2 separate regions of the Homo sapiens genome follow, and region 2 is linked to region 1. A link is a loop called in an ENCODE intact Hi-C map of the cell type or tissue named here. Cell type or tissue: Caco-2. All regions are shown on one strand. Links, peaks and the distances in the headings refer to the core of each region. The heading gives the core; the rest is flanking DNA. Region 1 has its middle 55 kb from the start of LINC02496. Region 2 has its middle 40 kb from the start of MIR548AG1.

The links. Hi-C counts contacts between places; a loop is a spot of excess contacts. Peaks named below come from ENCODE experiments on the same cell type or tissue, not always from the same donor. Only the 100,000 strongest peaks of a DNase experiment are listed, where the experiment ranks them.
Region 2: a loop joins it to region 1, with 25 times the contacts of the local background. A loop is called at or near these places in 2 of 110 quality-filtered maps.

Annotation. Positions count from the first base shown.
Region 1 is chr4:60,804,322-60,807,244 of GRCh38, forward strand. No RefSeq gene overlaps it. Among named protein-coding and RNA genes, the nearest start is that of LINC02496, 55 kb to the left of the region's middle. In Caco-2, for the core only: CTCF peaks have their summits at 1,549 (motif pointing right) and 1,750; no DNase peak of the experiment used is centred there.
Region 2 is chr4:60,960,786-60,963,708 of GRCh38, forward strand. No RefSeq gene overlaps it. Among named protein-coding and RNA genes, the nearest start is that of MIR548AG1, 40 kb to the left of the region's middle. In Caco-2, for the core only: a CTCF peak has its summit at 1,674 (motif pointing left); a DNase peak (open chromatin) is centred at 1,716.

The sequences.
Region 1 (2,923 bases), core at 94-2,593:
TTCAAAATAATAATAATATATCATTATTATTTAAAATTATAATGTATCATTTATACTTAGGGGATAAGAGAAGATATGAGAATAATCAAATCAGAAAATTACAGTAATGAAACAGAAAAGAACAAAAATGACATGAAACAAACAAAACAATCTATTCTATAAATAGTAAGATGGAATCCGCTGAAGAACAAGTAATCAGATGTATGAAGGAGGCAGGAAGGGCTAGAGGATCTACGGAGATAGATGGATAAGCCACTCAGATAATAGGGGTGCCAGAAGATAAAAACATAAAAACACACAGATGAAAGATAAAATATCCCAAATATAAGCAATCCATACATTGACAAAGAGAACAAATATGGTGAAATGTGAAAAAACAAAAGTAGAAGAAAATATATAGCCTGCAGACAGAGCAGATCACCTGTAAAAGTATAAGAATCAAATAATGTCAGATGTCACTGGTTACACAAAGACAGTATACTATTTCCAAAATATTAAAGGAAAATAATATTGAGCCAATAATTTGATAGCCAGCTTAATTATAACTTAAATAGATGGCATAATAATAATAACAACAATTCCAGACAAACAAGACCTCAGAAAATACGCTATGCAGGGATCTGAATTGGAAATCTTTTTAGAAGGACTCAAATAATAAAAAAACTCAGAGAACCTAAATATTTGCGCTGGTACTGAATTTAACTCAGACTGCTTATAAAGTTCTATTCTTTCTATTCCACCATGCTGTCTCTAAAATTAACCGCAATATTATATATCTTTAATGTCTTTGTAGGTAAAGCATGGTAGAGAAGCAGAAACTATAGCAGTGGTTTTAAACTTTTAAAAGGAGTTACAGAATTCATCTCACTTAAATGACAAAATTTATTTTACACATAAATTAGGACACTTCCACTATATTTATATTATTATAACTTTATAATTATTTTATCAATAGATATGTGTCTAAGAACGAATGAGAAAACCAAGAACCCAAAAATAGTTAAGGGTAGCTAATTCTCTTACTGAATCGACTAGACCATTTGCATAGCACTTATCATGTGCCAGACACTGTGGTGGATAGTGCCAGTGAGATAAGGTGATGATTTTTGTGAAAAAAATCACAGCATAGTGAAAAAAAAAAATGTGTATAAGACAACCATAGGCCAAACTTTTTTAAGTTGTCTTTACTCTTTTTTCCCCAGCCTATATCCATAAATTTTATTTGTTCACTGTCAAAATATACCCTAAAGACAACTCCTTCTCCCAATTCCACTGGCACCACTATGAAAGTCTTCTAACTCTTTCTCTACATTGAAGCTTCTCTTCCTTCTTATCTTTGCTCGATATTAGCTACAGTCATCATTTTAACACTTTAGTCACGTGACAGCCTTTTCCCACTCAGTTTTCTTCAGTGGCATTCCATTTATTGAAATGAGCACTTTCCACATGCACAACACTATTTTTAGTGCTGATTGCACTCACTTGTTCCTGAGACATGTCTCTGATCCTGATCAGTAAATTAAGGCATAGAGAAATGAAGCATTTTGCCCAAAGTCATCTAACCAGTAGGTGGCAGTCAACTTTGACGTCCATGGACTCTCTGCTTTAGCTCTATTCAAACTGCCCGATTGTGAATGTGTACTTTCCAATATTCCTTTTCTTCTGCCTTCTTAATATTAGACTCCCACTCTTAGCTAGACATGTGGATGCTTCAAAAACCATACTCCCCAACTGCTCTCCGAGCTCATTGCAGCCTTGTGCCTCAGTTATCAGCAAAAAAAAAAAGTAAGAATTGTTTTGAGGCAGGTTTCCAGATATCTAGAGAGTGCCTTAGACCCTTCTTTTTTATTGTTCCTTTTCCTGATTGCTGGGATGCAGACAATGACAGGTGCTTTAGCAGATAGTGGGCAAGGGTAGAGTTGCTTAAGATTGTATGCCCCACAAGAGGCATACCCTTGCATCATTATGCCCTGGATGTGAGATACGGAGTCAAAGGAGATTATTTTGTAGCTTGCCCCTTTGTCCTCTCTCTCCTGCCACCATGTAAATAAGATGCTTGCTTCTCCTTTGCCTTCCACCATGATTGTAAGTTTCCTGAGGCCTCTCAGTTATGCTTTTTGTTAAGCCTGCAGAACTGTGAGTCAGTTAAAACTCTTTCCTTCATAAATTACCCAGTCTCAGGTAGTTCTTTATAGCACTATGAAAAAGAGACTAACACAGGCTACTACAGGAAAGCTAAATGTAATATGTTTACAATTTCTGTGATTGGTATCAAAGCCAATCATAATATGTGCCGGGTACTGTTACACATCTCACAGGGATTGATGTAGTTCAAATTCTCAACACCATCATGAGGTAGATTCTAATTCTGTCTCCATTTGAGAGATGGGAAATTGAGGCTCAGAAAGGTGAATAACTAACCAAAGATCAATGTATCTGTAAGCATTGAAAGTTGAAGTTGAACCCCAATCATCTGACAGCTTGTACATCCCTGTCTGGTGCCTCTCATCAGAGACTGCATAATTCTGTTTCATCATGATTACTTGTTTAGTATTGGTTTTTCATAACTTTGAGATATTCTCCAGGCCAGGAATCAAACCTTATCAGCAGAAATTCTAGAGCCAGTGAAGTGCCTGATACTTAGGATCTGAATAAATATTTTTATTTTGAGTTTTTTCAAATTCATACAAATTTATGGGGTGCAAGTGCAATTTTGTTACATGCATAGATTGCATAATGGTCAAGTCAGTGGGTTTAGGGCATCCATCACCTGAATAAAATACACTGTACTCATTAAGTAATTTTTCATCATTCCCTCTTCTCCCAACTCCTCATCCTTCTAAGTCTCCACTCTCTATCATTACACACTCTATGTCCTTATGTATGCATTTTTGTGCATGTGTGTGTGTGAGACAAGTTCTCC
Region 2 (2,923 bases), core at 280-2,779, 160 kb after region 1:
TTACTGATGTTGAAGTACATTCTCTGATATTGTTAGTTTATTATCTCATGAGAATTGAAATCTGCATTTTATTTCACTTGGGGGAAATATATTAAAGATCCATTTCAATTAGTATTGTGGGATATTAAATGGGACCAATTTTAAAGGGCCTATTCCCCATAGCAAATACTTTTATTCCTAAATTAAAACATATTCTTATATATAAGACCAAAATTCTAAACAAATTTCCAAAAACCATGCATACTTCTTATTTCTTTTCTTCTAAATTATCAACTATCAATGATATTCCTGCTACTACATTTGATATAAAAAAATGACATCAAATCAACCGCAGAATTCTATGGTAAAAAAGAGATATACATTTCAAAGATTAACACAAGCATTGTAAGTTTAATTAACTCAAAATCTCTTGGAATTTTCAATACTTTAGAAGAGATTTCAGTTGAAGTTCACCATCTTTTATCTATCCTATCCATTCTTTAACAGATTCTATAAATGTGTGGCGCAGGGGAATCCTTAAATGACACCCCTCTCTGTACCTCACCTCCTACCCTTGTGATCTCCCATCCTAACTCCCAGAGCTGGGACTGTGAATTGGATGGGATATTATGCCTGTGATTATAGTAGACTACAGGCCAAAAGAGATTTTGCAGATTAAATAATGCTGTGAATCAACTGATTTTCGTTCGTGGAAAGACAGACTTTTTCAGTAAATTGGCCAGTTCTAATCACTTGAGTCTTCAAAAGCACAGAATTTTCTTTAACTGGTAGCAGAAGAGAAAATCAGAAAGATTCAAAGAATGAAAAATACTTGACTTGCCATTGTTGGTTTGAAGGTGGAGAGGACCACGTGAGAAAGAATGCAGGTGGCTTCCAGTAACAGAGCATAGGGCCCAGATGACACCCAGCAAGAAAGAAGCAGGGACTTCAGATCTACAATGCACAGCAAGGAACTGGACTGCCCATGATCTGAATGAGGATGGAAGTGGACTCTTCCCGAGAGCATCCAGATAAAAGCCCAAAACTCCTGACAACTTCATTTCAGCCTTGTGAGACTAAGTAAAGAATCTAGCTGAGCCTTCCCAGGCTTCTAATTTACAGAACTATGAACTAATAACTTTGAGAAAATGTATAAATCCTCTATGTTTATGTGACATTGCTATCTTCATTTGGGTCTTATAACCACAGCACAATATTACCCTTAGTATAGGACAAACTTATTAATAATTGGGACCTCCATGTTAAAATAAGGAAAGTTTATTAGTGTATCGGGTTTCTATTTCTTGAAACAAATTTAGTAGCTTAAAAGAACACAAAGCTACACATAGAAAAAAAATAGCTCTTTTATTCTCTAAACCTGGTCTAATTTTCTGCTGGAGCCTACCCCACACAAAAGAAAACTTATTCTTGCCAAATAACAATATTTCAGTCTCTTCAGGTTTTTATACTTAGTCTCTTCAAACTCCATATCCTTCACAGACATGTTTTAAAGAATCTTTTTTGGATCATTCAATCTTTTAAGATGGATGCTCCATCTTGACATTCTTTCCCCTTCACTTTTTTCTTCTTCCTCAGAGGAGGATGTGAGTATATGAGGAGACTTACGTCGTTCTCATGACAGCGAGTGAGGGGTGCAGTTATACCTTGTGTCCTTGGGCTCCTCCAGTCTCTTTGACAGGTTTCTCATCTGTCTGACTTCTGCTCCCTCTGCTGGAACTCACTGTCAGGTTTCTTAGGGCTTCATCAAGGCCTAATGATGAGCTCTAATTCCCAAGGCAGTACCTCAGCCCTTGCTGGTATTGTGAACTTTCTCAGGAACCTCTGCTATATCTTCCATCCACGCCAGGAATAAGCAACCCATTCCTATCCTCTAATCACCGCAGTTGGATCATATCACCTCAAATAGTTTCACTTGGAGCAGGGTCATGCAGGAACACTGGATTCCACTTACACTTCATACGTACAGCAAGCAACTCAAGAATAATTACATCTCTTCTTCAGCCTAACCATGTTGAGTCCCAAAATTTAGGTTTTTTGTAACCTCAGAGACGAAATCTCCTTCCAGAGTTCCACAACCTAGAGACTCTAAAGTGCTCCCAGCCTTGGTAATTGCTTCAACTTACACAAGATGCCTCCTCCTGTCCAAGACAAAGTCTGAAAATAGGAGACTGGGTGTACCAGATTTTTCAGCCCTTCACTCATCTGCCTTTCTCTCCCTTTATCTCTCAAAATTCCTTGTGACCAAAGGACAGGTTCTGCACTATCTATCTACTGCTTTTACATCAATGCATTACATGGAATGTAAAGATAGGAATGATTCTCCCTATCATTGGTACCAACCTATGAGGACTATCACTGAAGCTGAAAGGTGAGTCTTCTCCATGTTTAGGAAAGAATTTTCAAAGTGTGAGCCATTGATGTTTCCGCATTGGTATGTTAAGCAAATTTAGAAAATATCCACTCCAAAGTTTTCCTTCCAAACCAGTTTTCTTATGGAAATATTGTCTTTTGGTCTTTAGAAATTCAACATTAATTCTATCTTAATCTTTGCAAACTGCTATAAGATTACTAATGCTACCTACTCATCTTCTAAAGCTAAGAGAAACTAGTTTATCTAAAGAACGTATAAACAGAAAGTCAAAGAGAAAACCATAATAATATAATCAAAATACCACCCAGGTATTTGAAAACATCATAAGGTTGTGCAAAGAAGTCTCAACATGGGAAAATTTTATTATTTTCTCATCTTTAGTAGAGATAAACCAGTTTAAACATTTGCAAAAATAGATTTTCCATGAATCTCACCGTGTCACTGGACGAAAACAAAGGTTATTTTTCTTACTACATTGAATGCTGTAATAAGACACCTAGTCTAATCATAACCTCGATGACATAAAAAATAGTAGGATTTAGGCCGGGTGCA